Linked DNA regions of Mus musculus: region 1 is linked to region 2. The links are chromatin loops, found by intact Hi-C in ENCODE. Cell type or tissue: gastrocnemius. All regions are shown on one strand. Links, peaks and the distances in the headings refer to the core of each region. The heading gives the core; the rest is flanking DNA. Region 1 overlaps Dipk2b (divergent protein kinase domain 2B). Region 2 overlaps Kdm6a (lysine (K)-specific demethylase 6A).

Region 1 (15,604 bases), core at 4,682-12,681, 160 kb before region 2:
TTTATCACTAATTTTCTGTGATTTTTTTTCAGATAAGTCATATATATTCTGTCTTCCCTTTTCTCATCCCTAAAACAAGATGGAAATGGGCACAAGGACTGAATATGCTTTCAGGACTTGCCAGTTCTATCCTTTAAAAGTATTATTGACATCCTCCTATGAGCTAATTCATAAAATAGACTACATAGCAATAAACATTGGTAAAGTAGTGAAGGTTTCAAGCTCTGCGTCCTTAAATGCTATTTCTTCCAATTCCTGATCAAATGTCTTTGGAAAAATGATGTAGCCATTCCATGTCTCAGGGTCTTCATCTGTAAAATACATAATGATATCAACCTCATAGGTATATTGAAAAGGTTAAGTGCTGGAGAAGTAGCTCTGGTACAGAGCATTTGCCTGGTATATTTGGTGTCCTGGGTGCAATATTTAATATCACTAACAAAAACAATTAAACAAATTAATTATACACAAAGCATTTAAGAAAGAAGTTGAAATACATAAAGATTTCATAAGTGTGTGTTACTATCATTATCACATCATTGTAAATCTTAAGTTCCAGGACCTTTGTAGGTTTGGAACTTCGTGACCAAGAGAAACTACTGGAAGCAGAAACTACTGGGCCCTGAGCCCTTTCTAGTCCTTCTTACAAGGGAAAATGACTCCCCACAGTTGTCCTGAAACTTCTGGTAATGCTGACTTTTTTCAAGCTTTTTTTCAAGTTCATCTCCTTCAATATCCCCATAGCAAGGTTCTTGAGAAGAACCCCTTGTGTTTGCAACCATTGCAGATTGCACCATTGCACTGCAAAAGTAGCTTGCTGACAGCACTTTACTAACTGTGAGAGGCTGGAGCTCTAATATGGAAGACCCTCAGAGACCTGAGCACTCCAGTTCTTGTCCCTTGTTGACATTCTGCCCTTAATTTTTTCCCGTGGCTTGCCTTGTTATTAAAATACTAGGAATGAACTGTTAGTGTGATTCAGTTGTAGCACATTTGGGTGGCATACGCAAGGCCCTGAGCTTCATCCCCAGTACTACAAGTAGCAAACAAATAATCAGTGGAAAACTTGTCATCTCTTTAAACAAAGCTGAATTATATGAATAAGAAAATGAAACAATAAGTAAGTAATGAAACAATATACAGTTTGGGGTTCATCAAAATTCTAATTCATCAAAAATATACTAGCCAAAACCCATTAGCATGGGTTTCTCAATCGTTTAGTAGTGTTCAGTAACAAGAATTTAAAACTCTCATTTAAGTTTAGTATTTGATGTACTCTGATTTTCACTTGCAGTATGACCTATAGTTAATAATAATGAAGGCAAACTTTTTCTGAGTAATTTTCTCAGACATAAATCAAAAGCAGATTCAACATTCTTCCCTGATGGAAATGTCAGCACACAGCTGGAGATGTGACTCTTTAGAAAGGGTAACCATAGAGCCTAGGAAATCAGCAGATGATAATAGCCAGAGCCTTTCCCCTGAGGAGGATTAAAGGCTGACCAAACCGCAGTGCACAATCACACACCTGGTTGAGCCAGATGGCTTCAAATTTAATGGACATGAAGCAGCCATGGCTGCCTAAAATTTACTTGGTGTTGAAGACTTAAATCAATGTTGATGGTGTTCCTTGGGGTTGGATACGGTGGAGTGGTGGTCTTTCAAGTTCAGGCCCAAGAGTGTCTTGGAGAAAACTGTTTCCAAGACCCAGGCCTTGGTCAAAACATGGGTGGTTTGGACCAATAGAGTTTGTTAAGCAAAATACTTGGAGTTTTATGCCCCTGATTGTCAACATTGTGTTGGATTTTTCAACAAGATACTTAAGCTTTATATGCTTCAGTTTCCATATCTATAAGGAAAGAGTGAGATATAAAAAGAACCAAAGGTGTAAAGGTATTATCTTAAAATGGAGTTGAAGTTCAAAGAACCACAGTTGACCCTTCTGTACATTGGGGGGAAAGGATAGTTTCTGAGTGACTTCTTTTGGCATCATATATTTGATCAAATATAGGTAATCTTTTTGTAAAAGGAGTTTAGAACAAATCAAAGGAAAAGAAATGATCAGAAAGGCTGTTGTCCCATTTCCCTGCTCTTCAGCTCTGCTGACTTCTGGCTCACAGGTTTGCCCTGTGCTTCCCGCAGGTTTGACAACTCACTGGCTTCCCACCTGGGACTGCCTCCTCAGGACTTGCATTCTTATGCTGCAAATTACTCAGATGACTCTAAAACCTGGCGCCCTGTGGAGATTTCTCAACTGGTCAGCAGGTACCAAATTGAGATCTCTGACAGGAGGATCTGTGCCTCTGTATCAGCACCAAAGACCTGCAGCATTGAGCGCATCCTTCAGAAAACAGGGAGGTTCCAGAAATGGCTGCAGGCCAAGCGCCTCACACCTGACCTGGTGCAGGTGAGTGTGGGCCACGGGTGGAATGAGGGGTGGCAAGAAATAGCCACTCATACATCACACCTCAAAACACAGAGGCTCTCAAACCTGTGGGTTGCCACTCCTTTGGGGACCCTTCCACAGGAATCACCACAGATGACTGGAAAACACAGACATTGCATTATGATTCATAACAGTAACAAAATTACAATTATGGAGTAGCATAAACATGCTACTTCATGAGGAACTATATGTTTTAAAGGGTCACAGCATTAGCTAGCAAGGTTGAGAACCACTGCTCTAACAAAAAGCAGGAGTATTGGTTTATCTAAAGTGACAAAACAATCATAAAACATCTTGGCTTGTGACAAGAAAAAGACTAATCAAAATTGGCTTATAATGCTCTGTTATATTGTCATCCACCACCCTCTTCTATGTGATCCTCGGTGGTTATTTGATAAAGAGTTCCTGGCTGTCATCTTTGAGCTGAAGATTGCCAAGCCCTTAGCAGCCCTTACCAGCCCACTCCTCTGACAAGCTTAAACTCAACTGCAATATTCCCCCTGGATGCCTTCACAAACCTCAGGTGAGCTGAGCTGCTCTCTATAGAAACTCCCATACAAAGGCCAGGCATGGTGGCATGTGACTGTAATCTCAGTAGTCAGGAAGTAAAAGCAGGAGTAGCATGCCACAAGTTGGAGGCCAGTTTGAACTACATAGTAAGACTATAACACACACACACACACACACACACACACACACACACACACACACACACAACGTTGGTTCTTCTCTGGTGCTTTAGGAATCCTGACTAGTATACGTGGAAACTGTCTTGAAATCATGTGTCAAGGAAAGTACCATCTGACACTTAAAGGTACCATCTGACACTGGATAAAGCTGAGTCTACCAAGGCTGTCCTTTTGCCCTAGCTTCTTGCTAACAAGTCAATAGTAAGATACACAGTCCCCCAAGGCAAGACTATTTTCACCTTGAAACTTAGAAACATTGCAAAAGAAGGAACTTCCTGGCATACAAGATGAATTCCAAAGTCTGTAGGGCTCTCTGCTACCACACCAGCCAGCAGAGTGATGATCCCATTCCAGGGAGTGATGAAAATAGTTCATTCAACACAACTAAGTAGCCAGTGTTGGTCCAAACTTCAGGACTCTGAACTCAAGACGTTTATTTAAGACATAGCTAAGCACAGCAAAATTTGGTGAATGGCTTCTTGGTGATATTAATAACTCAGTCCCATGTACACAAGACATGACTTCATTGATACTCTTTGTAAAGTACATGTGACCTCTTCCATAATTATAGATCCTATAGATTGACAAGCTCATGAGAAAAGCTCATGTCTCCACCATACAACGCAAAAGTCACCAGTCTTCTCCCAGCCTTCTGGATGGGAAACAGGTTATACATTTCTCTCTTTGGAGAGACAGCTCTGTGTGTTTAATAATTCCTGGTTCCCCTAGTGCTAATCAGTGAGCACAAGAACCTTCATTTCGGTGAGACACATGAGAATATGTTGAATTGAACTTTATTACGTCTATTCTGAGCTCCTGTTTCTAATATATTCAAATGTATTAAGCATTTTCAGAGTTTTCTGTTATCTTTTTCTTTGAACTATTTTTATTGTGGTCTTAAAGTAGACACCATGTGTTTTGCTTTTTGGTTTTTTTTTTTAAATAAAGTGTGTTTTTATATGAAAAAAAAAAGAACCTTCATTTCTCTCACAAAAGGCATTACAATGCAGCTAGATCTCTTAGGCTCTAGACTAGTGGTTCTTGGCCTTCCCAATGCTGTAAACCTTTAATGCAACTCCTTATGTTGTGATGGTCCCCAACCATAAAATTATTTCATTGTTACTTCATAACTGTAATTTTGCTACTGTTATAAATTATAATGTGAATATCTGATATGCAGGACAGCCTATAAGAGTCTCAACCCAGGTTGGAAAACACTGCTATAGACTAAGGTAAACTAGTCCCCTTGTGCCCTAGACACTTTCATAATAACAATAGATTAGGAATTATCTGTGAGTCCTGACAAGTTCAAAGCACCCTTCTGGTACATCTAGAGTCACCTGTTTTAGTGTATGTGGACACCAAGGGATAGGCTAGAGACCCATTGTGGTGGTTTGAATATGCTTGGCCCAGGGATCGGCACTATTCGGAGGTGTGGCCTAGTTGGAGGAAGTGTGTCACTGTGGGTGTTGGGCTTGGAGACCCTCCTAGGTGCCTGAAAGCCAGTCTTTTCTTAGCTATCTTTGGAACAAGAAGTAGAACTCTCAGCAACTCCAGCCCTACATCTGTCTGTATGCTGCTATGCTTTCTGCCTTGATGATAATGGACTGAACCTCAGAACCTGTAAGCCAGCCCCAATTAAATGTTGTCCTTCATAAGATCTCTTGGTCATAGTGTCTCTTCACAGCGATGAAAACCCTAAGACACCCATGGAACGTGAAAACTGTTCTTGAACTCAGATCTGTCACTATAAACTGAGGCAGAATGAAAAGAAACAGAATCTCAGGCAGAATTAGTGCTTCTGATTCTCATTCATACATTCAACAAGTTTCCACAACTGTGCTTTGGCTGTGGATTTGGAGATGAATCATGTGCAGCCTCCTCTCCCAGGAGCATTGGGCTTAGTGGTGGAGACAGAAAAGCCCACAAACTATCAACTCTTTCATGTGTATGAGGACAAGGGACAGACTACTGACTTGAATCTTTCATTCACTGACCTTGAGTTTAAGCCTTGGATTTACCTCACGCTGCTTTGACCTTCCTGCTGAAGAGTGAGGTAGGAAGAGGTGCTTCTGGATAAGCTCAAAGGCCCTCTAAGCTCTGCCATTCTTTTACTTCTGTGGCTCTGCTGTGTTCACTTCACAGATGGATGTGAAGTCTACTATCACTGGATTTACTCGTTTCAAAAATGGCAGTACATGCTCCCTGTTCTGCCTGATCCCTTCCTCCTAGTATGCTTAGAGATAGGAGATGCTTTCAAAGAAACCCATCACTGTAGAAGTATACATGGTGTTTTGGTAAAAAAGAAAAAAATGAGTCCCTTTCTTTTATTTATTGTGCAAATATTTTCTCCATCCATTTTTTTTTTCATTTTGCATTTGGCATGTATTTACAAGTTTCATTTCTTTCTGCCCAAAAAACATCTCTTACCAACACTAAGATAGCCCATACCATAAATATATTCACTTTTCTTTGTCCCTCCCCTAACCCATTTTTCATCCCCAGTAGACATTCTCCTTCCCTATAAAACAAAAGAAAAAAAAAACATCAAATGCCATTTTATAAATTTTGGACAAACCCCATAGTTTTTCTATTGACTAAGATCAAAGTCATCAGTATTCTTTTCTGACAGCTTCTTCTCCCTTTCTTGTCATACTTTCTTCCCAGAGATCCTTTTCATTTGGCATCTTCAACCTTGCCCTTAGATTTTTGCTGCTCTTTGCTGCTCCCAGATCTTATCTTATTATTACTCACATGCTTATTCTTTTCTTTTTTAGCAAAACTCAGTTTCAAATAGATTTATCAGTGGAGTTTAAAACTCTCACCCAGTGTAACCCAGGAAAATAATAACAACAAAAAGCATTTAACTGTCAGCACTTGAGGAAAACATTTGGATACAAAGCCAAGAGTGTAATTCTCTGGCATAACAATTACAGTGGTATTTTGTTAACTATTTCAGATGTTCTTAATGCTGCCAGCCTTCTGTATTAGTGGACTCCGTGTCATGTATTCAATCAACCACCAATCCAAAACAATCTGGGGTACTTACTTATAGTCCTAGCTACTTTGGATTATGAGGTGGAAGAACCCCTAAAATTCAAGAGTTCTAAACCAGTCTATGCAACCTAGTGAGAACCCACCTAAAAAGACTAAAATGAAAGTGACTCTCTTAACTGTAACTGTATTTTTCCTTTTTATCTTTACCTAAGCAACAAAGCATAATTATTTGCATATGGTGTAGGTTATTGTAAGTCATCTAGAAATGATTAAAATTTTGGAGTTCTGCCTAAACTCTACACAAATACCCCAACATGTTCTATAAAGGATGAAGTGTTGAGGATCGTGTACCCAAACCCACACCCATATATTCTTTCCAAAGAACTCAAATATAGCACCACAACCATCTCAAAAGCATTCTAAGCAAGCAGTGTCTATCCCTTATCTCATCTGGAACAAGCTGAGATCCCTGAGCCCTAGATTTAGTTGAACAACTCTGACCTCTTTTTCTGACAATCCATCAGGCATAGGGACTTATTTATGGTTGGGAAATCCTGCTTATACTTATGTGGAAGTTTTATGCACCAAATGGGAAGCTATTGTAGAATAGATGGGAACAAACTATACCTCATCTTTCGATGTACACCAAATAGCCCAGAGCCAGCTCAGACTACCAGCCAAGCCTGACATTCTGACAGTGTTTGACTTAAGCCTCCTACCCCAACCCCATTTTCTCAAGAGCTACTTTTTAACAGTGATCTAGACCAAATCCCTTAAGAGTGTGTGTGTGAGGGGGGAGAGGGGGAGGGAGAGAGAGAGAGAGAGAGAGAGAGAGAGAGAGAGAGAGAGAGAGAGAATGTACAATTGTGATTGTTGGTATGTGTTCAGGGAAAGTAGGAAAGTGCCATAATAAACTAACAACCCTTGTGCAGAGAGAGAACTGGAAAAGCAGAGAGGAGAGGAGAGGAGAAAACAAAGAAATAGAAGTAAATAGAAGGAGCACAGCAGCTGGCCATTGGGCCTTCGATCTGGACACTGTGTCTTCTTGTTTATTAATAAAGTCAGCATGGATGAACAGCCCAGTGGTCCTCATCAGAGGCAGAGTCTGGAGTCTGAGGCTCCCCTCCTTCAGGGCCAAGTCCAACTTTGTCATGTGAACACTCTTTGGAGCCACAGAATATCTACAACAGGGTCTGCCAAAGACGGTGGCAGAAGCAGTAATCAAGAGGAAGTTGAAAATCCAGGGCGTGTGTGGCTATGAAACCATGACTTTTCTACATTGTTCTGATGGAAATATCCCACAGCCTGAATTGCTAGTCCCCAAACAGAAGCACAGCCAAGAACACCACTCTTTTTTTTTTTTTTTTTTTTTTTCACAATACGCTTGTTTGCAAAACTACGAAGAAGGCTTCCCTGGTATTATGCCAAATGCAAAAAAAAGCAAGCACCCAAGCTAGCCAGTGGTTAGAAAGGGAAAAACACTTTCGCCCTATCATGTCTGCTTTCCATCCTCTCAAGAGCCATCTAATCGGTCTGGACATAATCCTAGGTGCAAATCAGGTTACCATCTCCAAGGAGAATGGGCGAGGAGCTTTTTGACCACTAGATGGCAATACAGAGTCTTCCAACAGCTTTGTTTAAACCCGGACAGCTGACAATTTTACTTCCTAGTTTCCATTTTTTCTTTGAACAGATAGATTCAGAAAAGAAGCAAATTCACCAAAATGCAGCTTAATCATTCAGTCAAAATACAGGCTTATATGTAACTGCTGAACAAGATAAATTCATTTTTGCTTAAATTTAATTCAACAATATCTAAGGATTTTTGTTTTGGGTTTTTTGTTTGTTTGTTTGTTTTGTTTTGTTTTGTTTTGTTTGACCATTTTATTAATTTATTTGATCAAATTCCTCAGAATCCCCTGGATCTGAAGGGTTTCTATTCATTTTACATCCGTTCTTTGCCTCCCACTCCTGATCACTCCCTCCTCTTTTCCTCTAAGCGAGTGGGGCCCCCTCATTATCCTCCACACCCCAGCACATCAAGTCTCTGTGAGGTTAGACTCATCCTCTCCTACTGAGGCCAGACAAGGCTGCCCAGCTTGAAGAACATATCCCACAGATATGCAACTGCTTTTGGGATAGCCCCTGCTCCAGTTTTTCAGGACCCACATGAAGACAAAGCTGCAAACCTGTTACACATGTGTGAGGAGGCCTAGGTTCAGCCTGTGTATGTTCTTTGATTGGTGGTTCAGTCTCTGAGAGCCCCTAGGGTCCAGGTTAGTTAACTTTGTTGATTTTCCTGTAGAGTTCCTATTCCCTTCGAGGTCTGCAATCCTTCCCCCGAGTCTTCCATGAGAATCCCCAAGCTCCATCCACTGTTTGGCTGTAGGTGTCTGCATCTGTCTGAGTCAGCTTCTAGGTGGAGCCTCTTAGAGGACAGCCATGCTAGACTCTGGTGTTTTACAGGACCTAGGAAGACACTGGAAGGGCATGAGTTTCCTGCACGCTAGAAGATGACATCTCAGTGTGGTGAGAGACTGTACTACCTACATTCTGATACCAGACAAGGAATGACAGTGTTTTCATGGAAATGCAATTTTATATTAGGTTCACAACTACTTTTCAGAATATAAATTTTTAATTTCTCACAAGCCACTACTAGCTCAAGAACCCTTCCACACCTTTCAACAGGTTTTTGTTTCTTTCTTTGTTTAAATGTTAGGGTGACTATATTGATGCTGAAAATTTAAAAAAAAAAAAAAGCTCACTACTGGCTGCATTATTTTCATACTTGTCTAACACTGGAATCAAAATTGAAAGGACTACATGACTACCCCAGCTGGATTGGGTACATCTGTAATTCCAGAATTTGGGAAGCTGGGGCAAGTGGAAAGCCCACCTGGGCTATAACAAAAACAAAGAAATGATTGTTAGTGAACAAGAAAAGTTAAGCAACCAAAAACGTCTTGCCAGTGTCACTTGAGACAGGTTTTTTTCTTCCGCACCCTTTGCTGAACAGTCTTTCAAATCAGAGCTCCATCAGAAGCACATGGTGACTACATCACGTGACCTTGCTTCTGGGAACCCTTGGAAGTAACCACTGTACTGTTTGTTGCCCAAGGGGTTTTGAAGGAGCACTGGAGAGATGCTATGGGATGGACTGAGTGTCTCCACAGTATCATTTCTCCTGCTAACCTTGGAATTGCTGAGAGCTGAAAGAACTAAGATTTTTTTTTTAATAATGGGATTTGTTTGGTGTTGGTATTATTGAGGCTTACGCAAATCACATTTGTGACACACTGTTCAGAATAGAACTGAGACCCTCTGGGGTGGTTTGAATAAAAATGGCCCCAATAAGTTCATGTTTGATACCTGGGTCCCCAGCTAGTAGAACTGTTTGAGAATGACTAGGAAGCTTGTTGGAGAAAGTATTTCACTGGGGGCAAAATGAGGTGATTTGAGGTTTCAAAAGACTGCTATCCCAGTCCTATCTCTATCTATCTATCTATCTATCTATCTATCTATCTATCTATCTATCTATCTATCTTGCTATCATAATCTATCTCTTTATTTTTATATCTCCATCTCCCTTACTCTCTCACATTGCCTCTCTCTGCTTTCTTCTTGCAGATCAAAAGGTAAGCTCTCAACTATTCCTGTTGCTATGCTTTTGCTTCACCAACAAGCACTCTAACCTTCTAAAATCATCAGCTCAAACCAAACACTTTTATAAGTTGCCTTGGTCATAGTGCCTTATCACAGCAAGAAAAAAGTAATTAAGACACTTGACCTACTAATTTCCAGGCCCTCACTGCATTGTAGATTCACAGGAGGTGGGGGGGATAGGTCACCTACTCAGTCCAATAAAATGACTCCTAATTCATTCTTCACAGACCTCATAAATGAAGACAAAACATGGTAAAATGTTTGCCTAGGCTTAACATAGACAAGTTTAAGCAGAAAAGGGAGGCAAAGTGGGCATAAGACAGGTCACCAGGGTACTCAGGCCTGCCCACATGGCACTCAAATGTAGACTAGAAGAGCCCCCCAACCAATGCATGACTAAAGTCTGAGCAGTTAAGACAGAACATGTAAGAGAGCCTTGTCTATAGAGAAGGGCTTTGAACTTTTCCAGCATTTACTTACACTTTAGTGAACCAAGCCCCCTCAAAAGACATTGAGCCATCCCCCATTTTTGCTATAAAATCCTTCCTTTGAGATCTCACTACCTCTATTCTGATGTATAGTAGCCCCTCCCCTTATTTGAAATTTCACTTTACAATTCCCACTACCTAAAGTCAACCATGGTTCAGAATATTAAATAAGAAATTCTGCTCTTTAAGCTCTCACCTTTCTTACTCTCATCTCTAGCCCTCCTTCTCTTTCTCCCTTCCCCCCCTTCTCTCCACATGACCATTGCTGGTCTCCCTCTTTTCTACCTTCTCTCTTTCTCCCTGCCTTTCTACAATAAAGCTCTAAAACCATAAAAAGAAAAAATAAATTCCAGAAACAAGCAATTCATAGCTTTGAAATAAGTATTACTATAGTATATTGCTATAATTATTATATTTTTATTTAATTGGCATCATGATGTCTCTCAAGCTGTCTCTATATGTGGTAGTTTGAATAGGTATGGCCCCATAGTCTCATCTTTTTGAATGCTTGGCTCATAGGTAGTGACACTATTAGGAGGTGTGACCTTGTTGGAGGAAGTGTGTCACTGTGGGGGTAGTGGACTTTGAGGTCTCCCATGCTAAAGCTATGCCCAATATGGTACATATTCTCTTTCTGCTAACTTTGGATCAAGATGTAGATCTTGGGTCCTCCAGCACCATGCCTGCTTGCATGCTGCTGCCATGGTTCCTGCCACGATAATAATGGACTAAACTTCTGAAACGGAATGCCAACCTCAATTAAATAGTTTCCTTTATAAGAGCTCCAATGGCCATGCTCTCTCTTCACAGCAGTAAAACCCTGACTAAGACATTATGTTTCCTTTCTTGTAAGATCCTGTTTCTTACTGAACCTAGACTTAACCACTTTAGCTAGGCTGGCTGACCATGAGGATCCACCTGTCTCTACTCTCCAACTTCCAAGTTATGGATGTACGCCACAATCCTAGGGTTTTATATGGATACTGAGGAGACAAATTCATGCTCTCATGCTTGCACAGAAAGTACTTTACTATCTGAACCAACTCCCTACCTAGCCCTACACTTACTGTATTTTAATATTAGTTATTGTTATACTTTACTGTGAATAATTTGTAAATTAAACTTTTTCAGAGTTCTTTGCATATGTGGAGAAAAATAATTAATTTGGAATTGCTTTATTTAGAATTGGTGCTATATATATTTTTTCTCATGTACAGAGTAGTGTAGAACAAATTACCTGCAGATAAGAAATGAATGTTTTTCCTGTAAATGTGACTTGGCTCTGAGGTCTCTGGACTGGCTATATCAGTATGTACGCTCACATAACATAAAGAAAACATAAGCTAAATATATAACTATAGATAATTTCTGTAAAGAAAGTCACATAGAAGAATAAATTATAGAACCAGCTTATATATTACATTTAAAAAGTGTTAATTAGGCCATAAAACTCTCAATAAATTTTTGGAACTAGAAATATTAAAGACTATTATGTCTAATTAAAATGCTGTAACATCAGACAAAAAAAATAAAAAAATAAAAAGACAAAAACACAGGGATTTAACAGCTTTATCTTTACAGCACGGAGCAAAGAACTGAAATTGTAATGTGGACAAAATAACAATGAGAAAAATTCCATATTACCACTATGTACATGATTTATTAGGCTTTGCCAGATCACTTCAGAGGAAAGTCAGAAATCAATGCAGAGGTGTGTCCTGATGTGGAAGAACAAAAGGATATAAAAATGAATGTTAGTTCAGCCAAAATCAGGGTAACTTACAGTAGACATAATTTTCCCAGCTGAGTTAATTCTCCTCTTTGAATATTATCTAGACTTCTGTGGAAGGCATGATTCATACACTTTTCACTTTTATGTTAAGAGGTAAATTTACTCCCAGTTTATATATGACAGCAGGCCTCAGAGCAAGATTAAAATAGGTTTCTAAGGCCAGTAAGATGGATCAGCTTGAAAAAGGATCTGCCAGCAAGTCTACCAGTCTGAATTCAATCCCAGGACCCCACATCCTAGGAGAAAACTGACTCTCACAAGCTGTCTTCTAACCTCCAAATAAGTGTCATGTGCTCCTTTCATACACACACTAACTAATTAATTGAAGACTTCGAGAGAGAAAGGAAGGGATTATTTGGGGTACACAGTTTTAGGGGATAGTCCGTCATGCTGAGGAAGGTATAGCTGCTGGAGTAGGAAGCAGCTCTATTTCTGTTTGTCATAATTATGTTCTTGAAGTAAACTTGAAACATCACCAGTTAAAGAAAGTAGCGTAAACACACACAAAAAATGATTGTCTACCTTACCATACAATGACAGGAAACACATTCCTTCAGAAAAAAACTATTTGGGGGTGGCAGAAGAAATCCCCTGAAAATTCACTGTTAGTCTGTCTTCTTGTAACTTTCATGATATAAATTATTTCTATTCACTTGCCCAAAATTCTCCCTCCAAAATGGTTGCATCTCTAAAAATCCACAGTTCTCTTTCTTATCTGCCCATGGACCTCACATTGAAGTATATTAATGTTAGCTTATATCTTAACTAAAAACTCTTCTCACTAGATTTTCATTTATAAGAACAGAACACTTAGCCCACAAAACTGATCCTAAATTAAATCTATTACTCTAGCCTCTCAGCTTAATCCTGACTCAAAAAAAGAATCATATTTATTTTTATCTTATATGTGTATACCACATGTGTGTTGTTGCCCACAGAAACCAGAGAGAGGTTTTTGATATGCTGGAATCTATATAGTTGTGAGCACTGAGAATGAAACCCAGGTCCTCTAGAAGAGCAACAAGTATCCTCCTCCTCCTCCTCCTCCTCCTCCTCCTCCTCCTCCTCCTCCTCCTCTTCTTCTTCTTCTTCTTCTTGGATTTTCGAGACAGGGTTTCTCTGTATAGCCCTGGCTGTCCTGGCACTCACTCTGTAGACCAGGCTGGCCTCAAACTCAGAAATCCGCCTGCCTCTGCCTCCCAAATGCCGGGATTAAAGGCATGTGCCACCACACCCAGTGCCAACAAGTATTCTTATCTGCTAAGATATCTCTCCAGCCTCTTGATTCTGATTCTTTCTCATAGGTACTATCATCCCAAGTACATATCATCTTCAGTTCTAATTAACAAAACATTAGTTATATACTATTGTTAATAAAGTTGTTACACAAGACAGGGCCAAAGGAAATGCCTTATTTTCCATGAAATTTTATTTATTAGCTTTTAGAGAAATCCAGTTAGCCAGTTATTATTAATTATCTTTGGGTTCGCAGCCAAAATCTTTAGTGTTAAAATAAGAATCACTGTTGAGTATCTCACTACATTCATGTATTCTATTTCTGAGATTAAAAAAATAATAATAAAATAGCCAGGTCAAAGAAGAAAGTCAGTCAGAATTTATTTGAATTCTCAGTGGTTCCATAATATCAAGTGTCATCCCAGAAGCTTCTACATCTTTTTTTAGGATATTTACCATGATCCAGGATGAGCCTATTAGTCACCAATTTCTCTAATGCACCCCTCCCTCCTTCTGAATACCAAAAACAAGCTTTTGGGTTATTTTCTGATCTCTATATTTACTGCCTATGGTTCAGAAATACTGTCTGCAAACTCTCTGCGGGCTTTTGTGCCAGGAAACTTGTTCAGAACAATACAAGCTTTTTTGGTGTAGCTGGCTTTTCATTCCTGCTCAGCCTACTATGTTCCACCCTTTTTCAGATCAAAGTCTCATCATCTGGCAAAGAAGACAGTCAAACTTTAAACAAAAGCAGAGATTCAATTTGTTGGCCACCAAAATTCTTCCTGTGACCCTATTCAACAAGCCTTTCCTTTTGTTTTTTAATAAAACCTCTGTACAATGTCAATTATTGAGGTTGTTTTAAGATTTGGTTAGTTGGTTGGTTGGTTGGCTGGGTAGTTGGTTGGTGGTTGGTTGGTTGGTTGGTTGTTTGGTTGGTTGGTTGGTTGATTAGTTGGTTGACTGGTTGGTTGATTGGGTGGTTGGCTGACTGGGTGGGTGGTTGGGTGGGTGGTTGGTTGGTTTGGTTTGGTTAAGACAAGTTCTTGCTATATATGTCAGGCTAGTCTTAAACTACTTTATTCTTCCTACTTCAGCCTCCTAAGTGCTAGAATTTCAGGTATGCATCACTATTCAGGGCAAATAGCTGTTTTTAAAGACTTCTAACTAAAGTATAAATAACATATACAAATACACAAATCTTAAGTATACTAGGTAAAATTTAACATGTGGGCTCACTCAGAGATACCACCCACAAGATACTGGATGTTTCAAGCACCTCAGAAGGCTTCTTCATGTCTCTTTCAAAAAATGTTCCTTGATAGGGTAACAAACCATCCCTATGTCCTGATAAATAGTTGATTTTTGGAATGAAAATACACTATCCTAGCAAACCTTACAATCCCAGCCAAACTGAAGCAGTAGCTTTTCCTGTCTCCCCCTCAAAGTGCTTACTATTCTGGACTGAGTCACCTTGGATGATTTTTGCACATTTTTGAACTCCATTTAAATGGAATAGTACAATGTTAGACTACTAGAATATCATCAAGTCATGGTATTTATTCATATTATTATGAGTATCAAAAGTTTATTTTCTTTTCCTAGAAGTGTAATACTTTATTTTTACTGATACAGGTTATATAGTCTGCTATTGATGAGCATTTAAGTTATATTTAGTTGGGGCTATTGTGACTTGGAATTGGTGCCAACATTGTTACACGTGCCTAGACTACAGTTGAACATCACAGTTGAACACAAATATGTTGAAGTGAATTTTCTGGGTCATAACATTATATATGGACAGAGTCTGAAAGGACTGCAAGTTTTCCTATTCTCAGTATGCAATATGTGCTTCTGCCTATATGCAATGGAAAAGAGAATACTAACTGCTGATTCCTATCTGCATCAATGCCACTTTTAATTTTGAACTTCAGTTATTTAGTGGGTGTCTAACAGTCTTTCACATGATCTCACTTGCATATTTCTGATGACTTATGATGTGGGGCCCTTTCTCATGTATTTATTGGCTTCTTTGACCTTTGAAAAGGTACTTACATGGATCCATTTTGTACAGTTTTCTGTTTGTTACTGATTTTCACAAGTTACATATTTATGTTTTGAATACAATTTCTTTATCAGATACATATATTCTAAATAACTTCTTTTTTGATGCAAAAGCAAGAGGTTTATTTTCTGATGCATCAGGGTCAGCCTTCAATTAGTCCCTCAAGGTGAGTGACTAGAAGGTGACCCCAAATGGCTATTACAAGCAGTTTTTATACTTTTTAGG
Region 2 (15,604 bases), core at 4,977-12,976:
GACCTTTGTCTTGGCTTCATCCTTCTCTCACCTGCCTGTCCTTTTTCATTTCCAGCCTCCCTTTCAGGTACCTGGTTCATCCATGGCTGCTGGACAGCTATACCCAATGTCTTCCTCTCTCTTTTGTTACCCTGGCTCTTCTCAAAACCTCTAACCGGAAGTCTTAATCACATCTTGGAACTTTTACTGTTTAAGACAAATCAAAAAGTATTAGGAAAAAAGACTTTTCAAATACATGAAAGGGAAAAATGTATATAAAAGCCAAAAAAAAGTGTGAATTTTAAATAGCTAGTTACAAATGCCTGTAATACAAGTATTTGGAAGGTGAAAACAGGAGGGTCAGGATCAGGGTTAAAATCTAAAGTAAAATGTTGTGGATAGAATATTTGTATAAGGACAAGCCACCCCCCCCCCCAATACTACTCAGGAAGTTAAAATTATGGTAAACATCTTGTGACCAATTTGTCAAATATCCATTTATCTACATGCTGTGTATTACTGGTGCCAAAGTGTGTATGTGGATACCAAAGGCTAATGTCCACCATTTTCCTTTATTGCTCTTCATCTTATTTTTTCAGGGGGTATCTCATTGAATCTGGAGTTTACTCATCTCTGGAGGCACAGATGCATGGCATTCTGTTGGGCTTTTATATAGGTGATAAGGAATCTGAACATAGGTCCTTGTACTGTACACTGAGATATTTCCCTAGCCATGTGTTGTATTAAATAGTTGACTAGCAACAAACACTATGAAGTGAGACATCTGATTGATATCTTGTGTTTCTCGATGCAACACAGTATCAGGTATACAATACTACTGTGTTAAATGACAGCTAAGCTAAATGATGCCATGTGGAAATTTGGCATACAGAAAATGAACAGTCAATTGTTATGCATAAATGTCATGAGTATTTAATATGCCCACTAGTATTTAATATTTAATTTAAATATGCCCATCTTTAGATGTGAGAAAGCAAATTTAAAATCCAGAAACTAATGTGTATCTGTGGTATACTGCTGTATACTTTCGCTGAGGAGACAACCATAAATACCTGTTCACCTCTGATGAGGCTCAGACGGCTGACCAAAGCAAGTTCAGCTTGGGTAGAGTTCATTGGGGTTACTTATGGGAGTATGGTTGCTAAAAGGCAGCTTAAAAGCCTACCTCAGCATGGGGATAAATTCAGAAGGCTATATCCTTGTAATTCTTTACCCAACTTAGAGGCAGCTCCACTGAAAAGGCTCCATTCCTTGAGCAATTGTATACTGCTCTTCTAATCTAGGTAAAATGGCCTAAGAATCTTATAACTTTCTAGAGCTTCTAGAACTTCTAAAGTTTGTTATCCCAAGATTTTATGAGGCCTTCCCCTCTCCAAGAGACAATACTTCAATTCATAATGAGTAGCTTTATCACATACACCGAGTTAGAAAATGGTAAAAGAACATAAATCATTTTTAGAGAATAGGATGATGTTATCCTTTGGTGAAGAGTATGGATAGAATAGGCAGCTTCTGGAATCTAGGGCATTAGTAATATTCCATTTCCTTATATGATGGGTGGCTTACATAAATTTTTTATATAATTTATGTCTAAGACATAAAAACTTTAAGATAATAAAGGTCCAAACAAAAATTTAGCCTATAGGATCAGAGTATTTGAACTGGGAGGGAAAGTATATGGGTAAAACAGTGAAACAGGTAAAAAGGAAGAGAAAGAGGAAGAGAAAGCAGCAGCAGCACTAGCAGCCAAAGGGCACTGGATAGAGTTGGCAGAAAAGCCTAAAAGGGAAGTAGGTTTCCTGGTCTTCCTAGGTTCACACAGAGCTCTTCAATGGCCTCTGATTCATGGAACTTTCTTGCAGCTAACCGGTCTTTTCTGGAAATGGAGATAAGACTAGGGGAATTCTAATTCATGCACTATGAACACAATCTGATTTAGTATGACATATGGCAACATAATTTACAGGTTGATAAATACAGAGAGAATGACTCAATCAGTAGTGACCCCAAGTTGGGGATGGGGAAGGTTAAAGGAGACAAAATAGTGCAAATTTAAAATTGTAATGAATAGCATGGACTAAAGTTAATAAACTGGTACTATGATAGGGACAGAGATCTTAGCTATTCTTTAAAAAAAATATTATGTACAAAAAGAGATAATATGTAATTATCTTACTACCTGTATGTATACCATAATATATTGGGGAGAAAAACATTCAGGGAGACTGGGGAGATGTTTTAATGGATGAATATTTGCAGTACAAGCAAGAGAATCTGCATTTGAATCCTTTGCATTCACGCAAAGACAAGAATAGCTGTATGTATCTGTAACCAGAGCATTTTGTGGGGCAGAGACAGGTAAATCATGAGAGCTTGCTGGCCAATCAGTCAAAAACAGCAACCTTCAAGTCAACAGGAGACCCTGTCTCAAAGCAGTAAGACTTGAGATCTTAATGTGTGCAAAATACACACCTACTTGGAATTTATATATAGCACTTGTATTTTTAAATCTTGGATGAACTATAGTCTTTTCAGATGAAAACTTCTGATGCATTAGTATTATGGATTCACTTACTCTGTCCCCCTTCTCTTTTAAAGTAAGTATATTGTACTTGTGCATTCTTGAAGGAAAGTATATTTTAGAGTATTGCTCTATATTAAACATACCTTTTAAAATGCTATTCTTAGTTATGAATTGTGTGTGTGTGTGTGGGGGGGGGGGAGTGACATATGTGAGTACATATGCTTGTGGAGTCCCAAAGAAGACATTGGATCTCCTGGACATGGATGGAGTTTTAGGCTTGTAAGCTGCTTGACATTGAGTGTTAGAAATGAAACCTGGGTCCTCTGGAAGAGCAATACATGCTGTTAACCAATGACCAATCTCTCCAACCCATTAAATTTATCTCTGGTCTTACACACAGTTATGAATATCTTCTTTGAGACAGGACATATGTAACCATATTATGTACAAAAAGAGATAATATGTAATTATCTTACTACCTGTATGTATACCATAATATATTGGGGAGAAAAACATTCAGGGAGACTGGGGAGATGTTTTAATGGATGAATATTTGCAGTACAAGCAAGAGAATCTGCATTTGAATCCTTTGCATTCACGCAGACACATGCTGTATCTAGTTGGTCTCAAGGTCAGAGATCAGTCTACCTCAGCCTCCCAAGTGCTGGGATTAAAGGCGTGTACCACCACTATCTAGCTAATTATCTTATAATATTAGTCCTTATGTTCATTAGTAATCAATCTTTCTGCCTGTTGGTATTAAAATGTTTAGTCATTTAAAAAAATAGGCCATACATCGTTGGTTTGACTAGAGCGGTTCCATTTCATAGCAGTTGTCCAACCCAACTATTAACAGTGCTCTTTTAGTCTGAAGGTTTAGGTTCTATCAGATATGGCCAACTTAATTTTAGGTTATTAAGTTTAAAGATATCTTGAGCTTGGTAAAGAAAAATTCAAACAGGATAAGTCCTTAATACTAACACAATGGTAGACTAAGGATTAAGCAATTCCTAGTTCTCTAATAAGAAGTACAATTTGGAATGGGACTGCAAAGAGATATTTTGGCTTCCGCATTAAGTAACCTACAACCCTTAATGCAAATTATATGATCTCCATTTGCCTGAATTTACTTGTATGTAAAGATGAGGTCAAACCAGGGCTAAATGGAAGGAAATATCATTTCCTTCAAATCTTTCTATCATGTAAGTCCATGACAGAAATACTGAAGTCATGACAATGTCAATTCTCATTTTCTTGTTCAATTTTTTTTTTTAAACAAAACATCATACGCTTAGGTAGCAGCCATATATGACACACACACACACACAGGTCAGCGATCAACTTGAAGGAATGTTCTCTTCCCACCATGTTGAGTTCTGGTGATCAAACACTTATGGCAAGTGCTCTTCCGTCATCCACATCTCACCAGCCCTACATACGGTTTTATAGGTGATTTGCTAGTCACCAAGGAGTAGCAACTTAAATTTCTTATCTGGAGTTCCTAGAAAGACCAAAACCAATCCACGTCTCTCAAAACTAATACCTTTCTCAGTAATCACGTTATTTCACTGAAGTAGCTCTGGCAAATATCACCAACAATCAAATGGCAACTCAAAGCCAGCTGGCTAATCCTTTTCTTTGAGGCATGGAATAGTTTTTTTTGTTTGTTTGTTTTTCAAAAAGTTCTAGCCTAACTCTAGTTACCTTAAGTTTTATGCTCCTTTGTATCCTGTCTTTTATGTGTTGATATTTGTATTGGGTATTTAACCAACCTGTTTTTTCATCTGACAGTCCCTGTATTATCTTTTGGGTCTTTAGCACCACCTCAAAGAACATTCAGCTATACTTGTGGTCCAGGTTACACCTTAATTTCAGACATCCAATTGCTACTTTTACAGTTAAATCTAGTGCCTCCAGAACTTCTCACATGTTATCACCTATTCTGGCTAAGAAGTACCCTTGTTTACATGAAAAAATATCTACTTGGTCTTACAGATTTGGTCTTTAAAATTTGAAGTTCAAGCCTGCATCATCTCTTCCTTCTGAAATATCAAGTTGCAATGCAGAGAAGATGAAAAGGGCAATAAAGCTAGGTATGGTAGTATAAGCTTGTAATCTCCGTGTTCAGGAGGCTGAGGGATATGAGTTCAAAGTCAATATAAGAAACACAGTGTACAAAACTAATAAACAGGCAGGAAGAGCACTGTAAACTCAATGTTCTTTAGCTTAAATCTAATAGATGGTTTCACATTAACTACAAATGCAAACATTCCATATGGCAAGAAAAGCTTTCCAGTGTTGAGTCTTTAGCTCTTTTCAAACTGTCTTTTGCCATTCCTTCAACCTCAGCCACATTTGGAATTCCCAAATCAGCTTGTCCTGTTAGGTATGATGATGCTGAAATGCATGCCCCAATGTCACTCCTGCTAGTTGATCTCTAAGCTCCCAGGATATATATATATATCCCTTCCTAGATGTATATAAAAAGGCTAGAAAGCAGGAATCACATTTTACTCATGTGTGTGATAAATATGTAGAATAAATGAAATTCCACATAATTTTATGGCATGGCATATATGTAGCCTTCCCATCAGACACACAATAAAAATAGTATTTCATATCTAGAAGACACCTCATTTCACTTAAGCTGCTACATTATTTGGTCCTTAATTTTGATTAGTCAATTACTAGTACTTTGAAAGGTCCTAATTATCAGTTCATTGTTTTGTAAATGTGACTTTGGTTTTATTTTAAAATGTAAACTTAGAATTTTGTATTAACTTAAATAATAGGTTAGGCAAATCAAATTGCAATACTGATACTCATTAAAAGTAACTTTTAATCAGTGCCAATGAGAAAAGAATTTTGTTGGCACTTGGATCAACATGTGCTTTGTTATTTATATATTATGTATGAAATGAGCTTCTTTCTCAATGCATATACTATGATGCAAATTTGTTTCATTATTAAGACATCTGGATATTGCATATTTAATGGACTTACCTATGTAAACAGTAAAGAAAACAAAACTATCTTCTAAAACTTGAAAAATGCAAATCATAAAGACTGTTAGTTGAAGTAAAGCTGTTTACAAAGACCTTCACTCATCTATTTAAGAATAATATTGACTTGACCTCTACTTCCTATCTCCATATTTCTATTTTTACTTATTCAAAGACTAAGTTCCTAAGCAAGAACTAATCTTGATATATTTATTCAAACTTGGATTACATAAATTTCTCTTATATAGATGTAAGACAACACATTCATCTTGACAAAACTTTACCTTAACATAGTCACTCAAAAGATATGTCAGTAAGACTAGAACAAAAAACTAGAACAAAGTAAGAACAGTTAGGTGTAGTTTTGTTCCTTTAAGGTTGGCTTAGAATTTTTATTCACAAAAGCCTTACTTCCTTATTTCATTCTGTTGGACTTTCTTGATAGCTTATTTTTACAAATTAACCATTTAAAATATTTGTAGTTAAACAGCTGAATCAGTATTTGGATAAATGATTTGGAATAATTGCTTCCTGAAATAATAAGAAATGAATGCCAATAGACATTCAATGTTTACTAAGTTATTAACCAACTGAATAAAATATCTCTATACTTTCAGTCCTTGAAATACTCCTAAGACATACTCTAAAAAATATCTGAAAAGATAATATATTCACCACAATGGTCCAGCAGGTAAGACTAGATATGAACCAACCAACCCAGCCACCCACTCTTTACTTACAGCATTCTCTATTCTTCTTCCCTAATTTGGTGGAAAATTCTTAAGAACTATATTCTAAAATAAAAATGTGTCCCAAAGTACTTAAGAAAATGGTACAAATGGAAGGTGCCATTATTTAAAAAAAAAAAAAAAAAAAAAAAAAGAAGGAAAAAAATCCTAGCATTAACTAGCGGTAATCTGTGAATGGTAACATAATCCCACTCCACTGTCATGCATGCAGAAAGGCATGATATTTCAAAATTGCCTAACATTAAAAAATAAGCCTCTTAAATTAATTTGTATTCTAAAACACGGCCCTTCATCCTGGAAATTTTTTCCTCATAAAAAATGATGAGTCATGTATAGGATTTGAAAAGCCTGTATTAAAACTCCCTTTAAAGTTTTAAGTTCAATCACTATGTTTTCTATTATACTACATTTGGCAGATTTTTTTTGTCTGTAATTGCAGTAGTTGCAATTTAACAATAAACCAGTCTGACATTTTAGGTCTTGAAGATACATACCATATATATTTCTTTAAAAATAATCATACTTTTTGTGAGCAATACTTTACAGTAGACACCTCAAAAATCTACCATAGATGTGAAACTTAAAACAAGAAAAATTCAAATTCTAAATCTTTATACATATATCTAGATTTCTATATATATTATATATACAGACATAAGTATATATAAAATATATATAATCAGATTTGAAAAGTGAACAAAAATTGGGCACTGTACATAAATTCTTTTTAAAACTCAAACAATAGAAAACTCTTTAAACATTAAACAATTTTAATAAAAGTTTCTGTACAAGGCTAAGCAGTTTTATTTACACATAGAAAATGTAATAGGAGTAGTGTTTGAAATTACAGAACTCCTTAAAATTTCAATGGCAGGTAAATCTGGAAAAAATAACAGCATTCCATTCACAAATATTTTCAGGCAATAAATATGTATTTATAAATAGTGTAAATTTACATCAAGATTAGAAACAAAAAAAATCACAATTCTGAAGTTTATTTCTTAGTCTATGTGCAATCCATTATCTTTGTGACGTTGCTGTTAATTATTTTTTTTAAATGTTTTATTTGGGAACCAAAATTATAACGATCATAGTTTCAAAACAAGACAGAAATTCATAAAAGCAGTAAAAAAAGTTTCTTACTTAACTTTTCACATTAAAAAAAAAAAGGTGACCAAAGAAAGACTAAATATTGCTAACTACCTTACAAAGAAATGACCAGCTAGGCTAGTTATTTTCCCCCCCGAATAAAATTCTGAAAGGGAAAAGATAGGTGAAAACAAATTCATTAGCCCAGAAATCGAGAAATATAAAAGAGGTTGTCTTCAAGTCAGTAGTCTTTATGATGTTGCCAGTTTTGTCAGATATATACAAAACGTGGTAATTATTATTCTTTTTTTTTTCTCTGAAGTTCAGCTAATTAGCTTTACGAGAGTCCTGGCATAGGAGCAGTACTCTCCCGTCCAGTTGGTTGACACTCCACACTTGGAAGGTTGCATAGACACAGTTTTCAGCCAGCAGCCTTACGAGATAGCTACAAATAGCAGTGGTGCAGAACTGGGTTACTTTCTGAATAGCAGAAAAGGTCTCATGTTTAATGTCCATGGAACAATATCAAGATGAGGCGGATGGTAATGGAGGAGCCTGGAAATAAAAGCAAGGCAGACTATTTTGGTATGCTCATTTGTTAGTTGTGCTCCTTGATTCACAGCTGCAAATATATATGTTGCTTTATGAAACTGGCGGAAATTATTCTCTGTTAAAGTTCAACAGCCTTGTTACACAACGAAACAGTACAATTTCCCTTAAGATCTCCCACCTGGCCACCTTTTGTAAGAATCTTTTGTATGTTTTACTATGCCTCCTAAATCTTTTAGAATATTATTTAGTTTACCACTTTTTATATATTGCTTTCATTGACAGGGCTTTACAAAATCAATTTATCAAATTATTTACAATATTACTAGTGACTGCCTTCAGTAATCTAAGGCTGGTAATACTTTTTTTTTGGGGGGGGGGATAAATTCCAGGTGATTTTCTTTTTTTCTTGAAGCAATCTTGAACACCATCCAAATGAAAATACCAGGAGCTAAACTTCAAAAGCTAGGTTTTGATTACATGTATGTGGAAAGTATTGGAAGAAAAAAAAATTCATAAATTATGTCTGTAGTTCTAGTCAGATCTGTTTTGAGTGAAATGCTTCCTGTATCTGCTGCTTACAATGAAAAACTTTGTGATTTGTGAGTACACTTAAAATTCATAAGGTTATACCACATGCAAGGAAGTTAAACACTCCTCAAATACTCCCACGAGATTAAAACATCTGCCAGTACACAATTTTAAACAAATTCAATTAGCCCTAAAAGCAGAAGTATATTTCAAAGCACACTCACACTGCTTTATTTTGTAGACACTATTTAAGCAAACATTTCACCAGCCAAGATGAAACAATATGAAAATCATGATAGCATTGTAAATCATACAGTTTTAACCATTATTTTTAGGCTGGTCTCTCCAAGAAGCAAGGCAAAAGTGATATGTCAATTTTATAGGAATAAGTACTTGGAGAAGGTGGTAAAAGAAATATAAATATACTCTCATGAAGTATCTTGATAAGCAAAAAGAAAATCTACATATTTCATTACCTCCTATTTATCAGGTAGCAGAGCAAACACTACTGCCTCCCAACTGATCTAATGTACTCACATGTTGATTTCACTTACTAATGTAAATTGGTCATAGACTTGCATCAGATCCTCCATTTTGTACTGTTCTAGCACCACAAAATTTTCCAGATTCCCACTTGTTTTTCGTGCACAATCTTGGCAATGTACTATGTAGGTTTTTCGAGAATTACTCTCATTAGTGACAAAAAGCAGATCAAAAACCTCCACCTGTTTTACACAAATGAAAAATGGGGTCAACAGATATGATAATGTTTATTGTACTGCTTCTATGTTATAGTCTTCTACTTTAAAAAAAAACTGTACAGTTAAAAGATGGGGGTGGGGGAGCAAGCAGGAGTGTGAGACTGAGACTGAAAATGTTTATACTGCACCAAACCTCAAGACATGAGAGCAATCATATTTAGGTGAATGAAAGAAATTAATGGTATAACCATGACAATTCTAATAGAACTTAATTAAAAATTTTACTAAATACCAGTTTATTTTTCTTTTAAATCAAAACATTAGTATACAATTTGTCAAGTGATCACTATTTTCTTTGCATGTTTCCTTGACAGAATCCATCACAGGCAACCGTATAGACTGAACTCTTTGAATACAAAGACTGTGTTCATATTTGCACTGCCAGAGCATGTCATAGTACCTAGTGCTTACTAAAACTTCAAAATACACCTGTGAAATGAATGAATATACTGATTATTTTATAGATGAAGAAACTGGCAAGTAACAGTAAGTATTTGTTATAAGCTTCATGTTAAAAGTAAGAGTTTTTGAAACATTAGAAATAATATATCTGTCTTAAAATAACCTTGTGTACGACTCATCCTCAGATATTTTTTCAAGGTATAAGACACATTTACTTCCTCATTAATTTCCTCTGACTACCTTATACACCACTAAAATGCTAAATGAAGTAAATAATTTAAAATTAAAGTCAACAACAGAATTAGCAAAGTTCAAAGTTTGGAATAGATCATCAATGCCCCCATCTGTAATTTATCCTTAAACTTCTTCAAAGATAGGAAATTATCAATGAGAATGAGCCAATTCAAGATTCCAGAGTTTACCATATTTCTCATTATCCTTAATGGGCAATGACATGAGCCTAAAGAATGGAGCTAGAAAATCTGTCAGTATTCTTCAACTTGTCCCTCAATTCTACCTTTTAATAAGTTACCTAATGGTTTTTATCTTATAGATCAGTGTTTTTCAACCTGTGGGTTGTGACCCCTTTGGGAGTTGAATAACCCTTTCACAAGGGCTGCCTAAGACCATCAGAAAACACAGATATACATTACAATTTATAACTAGCAAAATTACAGTTATGAAATAGTAATGAAAATAATTTTAAGGTTGGAGGTCACCACAACATGAGGAACCATATTCCTTATTAGTCCTCACAGCATTAGGAAGGCTGAGAAATACTTTACTTTAAAATTTCTATACCATTTTAACAATCCATTGCCATATTTTTAGTCTAGCATATGTGGCAAAGGAATTATCTATTATAGGAATTAGCTATGATGTATCTTATTTTCTCTATTCTTTCCGTTTTTCTGTCTGAAACAGATACTGTCTTTGTTGACTTCTCAAATGTTTCTGGTGGATTCAATGACTTTGGAATAAACATCACATTATTTGACAGCTTCATGATACATCAAAAGCTACATGTCACCTAGATTTTATGAGAAGAATCTGTAACTGTCAGTATTATAGCCACATGGGACTAGCTAACCTTTCTTCTAAAGGTATTCAATTTCTCTACTCATGGTATTTCTGACAGTCAACCTGTATTCTCACTATAGTTTGTATATAACCTTCTGAAACCACACTCATCCTTCAAGAAAGGGATAAAGCTATGGATTTGCTGTTGTTTTCCTAAGTTCTTACTGCCAATAACAGAAAGGAAAACTAAACTACATCAATTATTCCTCTCTGCATTTTTGTACTAAGGCCACCTTCATATTCATTATAATCCCAATGTACATTACTTATTAGTTGACTGTAAAATAGATTTCAAGTTTCTCAGACCAGGTATAACTTTGTTGTCGTTTCCCTTGCAAGCCTTAGCCACAGCAGAAGACTGACACGTCAAATGTGAACTCCACCAGAGAACTGGACACCAAAGCCCACTAGGCTATACCAAACTCAACCCAGTTTATTGGCATCTGTGTACATCTAGATTGTTCCTAACCTACAATCTCCTAACTTTCCTTGTTGGTTAATGATCAAACAGCCAAACGACTCTATAGTGGATACTGTTAAGGTAAACAACTAAGGAGATATAACACCATTAAACATTAATATCTGATGAGAAAATATTAAAACTATATATAATGCTAATCAAAGTAAAATGCACTACAAAAAAAAAGACTAAAAAACAAAACTTTTTATAAACAATTGTGGGCAAAAATGACTTACCTCACAAATACTACAATAATGAGCTGGTTCTTCTTTTGTCCGCCCGTGCCATATGATCTCTTTTCCTGCAGCAATTAGAGCTTCCCTCAATGTCTGACATTGCTTCAGCGTTCTCAGAAGACAATACCTAATATAGGAGAAAATTACTCATTACTAGCAGCCAAATACTACATATTTTTCACCTAAGAGATATACCAATTAGAAATAATGCCAAGAGATTTGCTTCTAACATCCATTTTTCTTTTGTTGTATGTCTTCTGCTCTCCACTCCCAGATTATTTTTGGAATCTGCTAAAGATGGTGTATAATTCACTATATATTTGAAAATTTGAAAATGGACTCAAACTGTGGCAATTAATCAATCCCATCTCAGACTACCAACTGCTGAGATAAATAGGTGTGAGCTACCATGCTCAGTTCATTTGTCAAATTTTTAGATATTATCAGATTTAAAAAAAATAGAACAAGGACTAGAGAGATGGCTCAGTGGTTAAGAGCACTGACTGCTTTTCTGGAGACCCTGAATTCAATTCCCAGCAACTGCATGGTGGCTCACAACCATCTGTAATAGGACCTGATGCCCTCTTCTGGTGTGTCTTAAGACAGCTGCTGTATACTCATGAATTTAAAAAAAAAAAAAAAAAAAAGAACAAATGATCAACAGCTCCAAGGATGACAATGTCAAGTCATTTATAGTTGAAATTGGTATCTGGATATATATATATATAATATTCTTAATATATAAAACTCTCCTTGTTTGAGTTACTAATGTGGGTTCTTATCCGGCCAAATCAATTAACCTCTCCAAGAGTCATCTTCCCCACCCTTAAAGTCAGGGGTTGAAATACTAGATATGAATACTTATGATTCTACATAGGCAGAAAGGCACATCATCTCTAGTCACACTACCTAAACACTTATTAACATCATCATCTCTGTACTTGCTTTTTTTACTTCCACGAGCACAGAAAAATTTATAAATTCATTAACTACAAGATACAAAAACCTGGTTTACTGATTGCAGAAGAGACAGGTATTTCTTCATTCTAACTTAAGATGACATAGTATAATCCATTTATAGTAACACGACTCAACTTTTGTTGTAATTTATGCCTTTTGTAATTCTTAAAATTTGTGCTGATTTTCCTAGTTGGTTCTCATTACTTGGCACTGCTAAATTCTTACTCTCCTGTAAATCTTAGCGCTCAGGTTTTCCATTAGAACTGAGTGGCTGACCTAGATTACTCTTTTAAGCAATTTGAAAGAAAGGGTTTATCAACTGAGTATCATCTTGACAGCAAAAGTCTTATCTATTATTCTATTTGCTATGTCACTGCCATATGCAGTAGGTGTTCAATTGTTCTTGATTGTCAAACAATTAAAATTCAAGATAATAGTATATTTATCTTCAACTTACCCATAAATATTAATCCTTGGGAGGTATGACTTAATTAATACATACATAACACAACCTAACTATAAGCTTACTAAATAGATAACAATGTCAACTTTAGTATTGCAGGCTTTCTTTAAAGATCATATTCCAAGAAATTCACTGAATTTTGTTTTTAAAATTTTGTATGTTTAATTTATTAAAAAAAAAAAACAAAACAAAACTAATGCTTTAGGCTATGGTTATATGTCAAACCTAAAACAGTTGTCAGAGAGTAAGGATATACATGTATATATTTAGAGTACCAAATAAACTAGCAACTAAAAACTTTTATCACAGCAAAATTTAAGACCATGCCTTTGGCTTCTGCTGTCTTCTCTCCTTGTGTCCCATACAGTCCTACTGAGAAATGAAATAATTCAGAGAAGAATGGGGAAATACTAAAAAGTCAATCTTCTGCCATAGAATAATTTATACCTTTATTCTTTTTAAAACAATAGTGGGCTATTTGGAAGGGAAAAGTAGTTGTAACAAGCAGAATCTCATATTTTGCTAGACTTCTGGATCATCTTGTTTTAATGTAATTCTATATAATGTAACATAATTCTAAGGGGAGGGGGGAGTGCTTAACAGTCATCCTGCCCCTTAAGAGTTTAGTACAATTTTAGAAAGTACTTACTTAATCATTTCAAAAAGCTTTGGATCTGAAACCTTGATATTTCGTGCCATATTCCAGGAAAGATGAACCATGGGTACTATTGACTTTACATTTTGCAACTTGTTCCATTCATAACGTTCCACTGCTAACTTATACTGACAGGCTGAGGAGAAAAACAAATCACAAACCAAAACCATGAAAAGATGTGAAGATAAACATTATTACCTCATGAAAATCTCAAGTCACTAAAACTATATATATATATATATACACACACACACACAAACACACATATATGTATGTATGTATTAATTGTTATTTTTATTATTATTTTTTGAAACAGGGTTTCTCTGTGTAGACTTGGCTGTACTGGAACTCACTCTGTAAACCAGGCTGGCCTTGAACTTACAGATCTACCTGCTTCTACCTCTCAAATGTTGAGATTAAAGGCATGTGCCACTACCACCCTGCTTACAAAAATTTTTGTTTTGTGATAATTATGGTAATAGCATCAGTAGTAATCATATAGAGAGTGCTTCCTATGTGTATAACTAACTTTTATCCATTATCTCATTTAATTCTTAAAATTTCCTTACTGGTTTTACTATCATCACTAGATGAAAAAAATCAAGGACTAGAAAAATTAAGTAACTTGCCCAAGCTTATAAAGCTAAGTCCTGGTTCAAATTCAGGTCTTCCTGGCTACAAATGCCAAATTCTTAACTTTAAGGCATACTACCTAAGGGTAGGCACAAACTGTTTTACATACAACTTAATATAGAAGAAAAACCTATAAGAATGCATTTGTAATTATTTATTCTTCTCCCTTAAGAGTTCCCTTTATAAAACAAAATTGAGGACTCTAAAAAGTAATTACAAGTACATTTTCCACGTATAAAAAACTATATAAACTTTTAAGTCTTTCATTTGTTAAGGATCTAGGGCTTTGGACTTTCAATAGTTAGCTAACATTTAACTTTTATACTAAAAAGGAGACATTCCTTATTTTAAAAAAAGACATTTACTTATTTATTTACTTTAGGTTAAATCCTTTTCCAAGTATATTCTTTTAAAATACCTGTAAGTGGACCAACATTCCAAGCAATATTGTTGCACCAGCCAATAGCTTGAACCCAATGAACAGTGCCAGCATTTATCCAGACCAGATCTCCAGGTCGCTGAATAAACCTATACACTGGAACATTTGCTTCATATAGATCTTCAAGGTTGGGCCACCAAGAACCCATTAAGAAATTCAAATTATTTCTGAAATAAGAAGAACAGAACAAATCAGTCAAGGACTCTAATAAATTCTTTATATATATATATATATATATATAAAAGTTTTTTTTAATGATAATTCATTTTAATAAAACTTAACTGTTAACAAAAACTGCTACATGTATGTAAAGAGTGAAATTAAAGTTAAGTACAGGAATATATCTAAAGACAGCTGAAATTCCTTTCTCTACAATCCAAGGGGAATCTGTAGCTACTTTTAAAATAGCACATACTTTTATTCTAATTTCATTTCACTAAGGTCCCTCCCTACTTTTAAACACCAAACCCTTCTATTCTTGCAGTACCTTGAAATCACTAAATGACAGAGGATGAAGATAAATTCACTTAAATTCATAAACAAGGACACTATGTACCAGAAAACCCACACAAGAAAGAGTCTCTCCTGCTGCTTTGAGTCAGGAAAAGGGGAATAAGTTGTCAACTTCTAAATGGTTTTGAAGATCAGCTAATTAAAACTATGCACTTGAAAACCAACTTGTATATATCATGCATAATAGCCATGACCACCACTATGACCACCACTTTGGAAACATTCTATAGATCCTATTACTAATTTACTTTAATATTTTACTGGTTATTCATAATATATGTTGGAAAAATTATATAGTAACTTTTCCTATAAAAGAAATTTATACACTTTAATAACCACTTCAAATTTCATATTTTGGGGAAAGAAGAACTTATATAGTGGAAGTATTTGCTTAAAATCTAAGAAGTAACCTTTACTTTATAACTTGGGGTAAAGTATATGACAAAGTACATATTAAGTCGTAACACAAAACTATGACCCTGCTGACAGTTTTTATCAACAAATGTTATTAGAAGATAGACATTACCATTTATTTACATATGATCAATGACTGTTTTT

Evidence for each region. A loop is a pair of places that touch in the nucleus more often than their neighbours do. Peaks named below come from ENCODE experiments on the same cell type or tissue, not always from the same donor. Only the 100,000 strongest peaks of a DNase experiment are listed, where the experiment ranks them.
Region 1: a loop joins it to region 2, with 6 times the contacts of the local background. A loop is called at or near these places in 8 of 42 quality-filtered maps.

The regions. Positions count from the first base shown.
Region 1 is chrX:18,434,381-18,449,984 of GRCm38, reverse strand. Dipk2b (divergent protein kinase domain 2B) reads left to right here. Exons shown (of 5, transcript NM_175228.4): 2 at 2,143-2,407. Among named protein-coding and RNA genes, the nearest start is that of Dipk2b, 19 kb to the left of the region's middle. In gastrocnemius, for the core only: a CTCF peak has its summit at 7,737 (motif pointing right); a DNase peak (open chromatin) is centred at 7,721; H3K27ac peaks cover 558 bases.
Region 2 is chrX:18,270,941-18,286,544 of GRCm38, reverse strand. Kdm6a (lysine (K)-specific demethylase 6A) reads right to left here. Exons shown (of 29, transcript NM_001310444.1): 25 at 14,513-14,700; 26 at 13,456-13,597; 27 at 11,384-11,510; 28 at 8,999-9,169; 29 at 6,609-7,919. The coding sequence ends at 7,890. Among named protein-coding and RNA genes, the nearest start is that of Kdm6a, 120 kb to the right of the region's middle. In gastrocnemius, for the core only: no CTCF peak of the experiment used is centred there; no DNase peak of the experiment used is centred there; H3K4me3 peaks cover 561 bases; H3K27ac peaks cover 1,327 bases.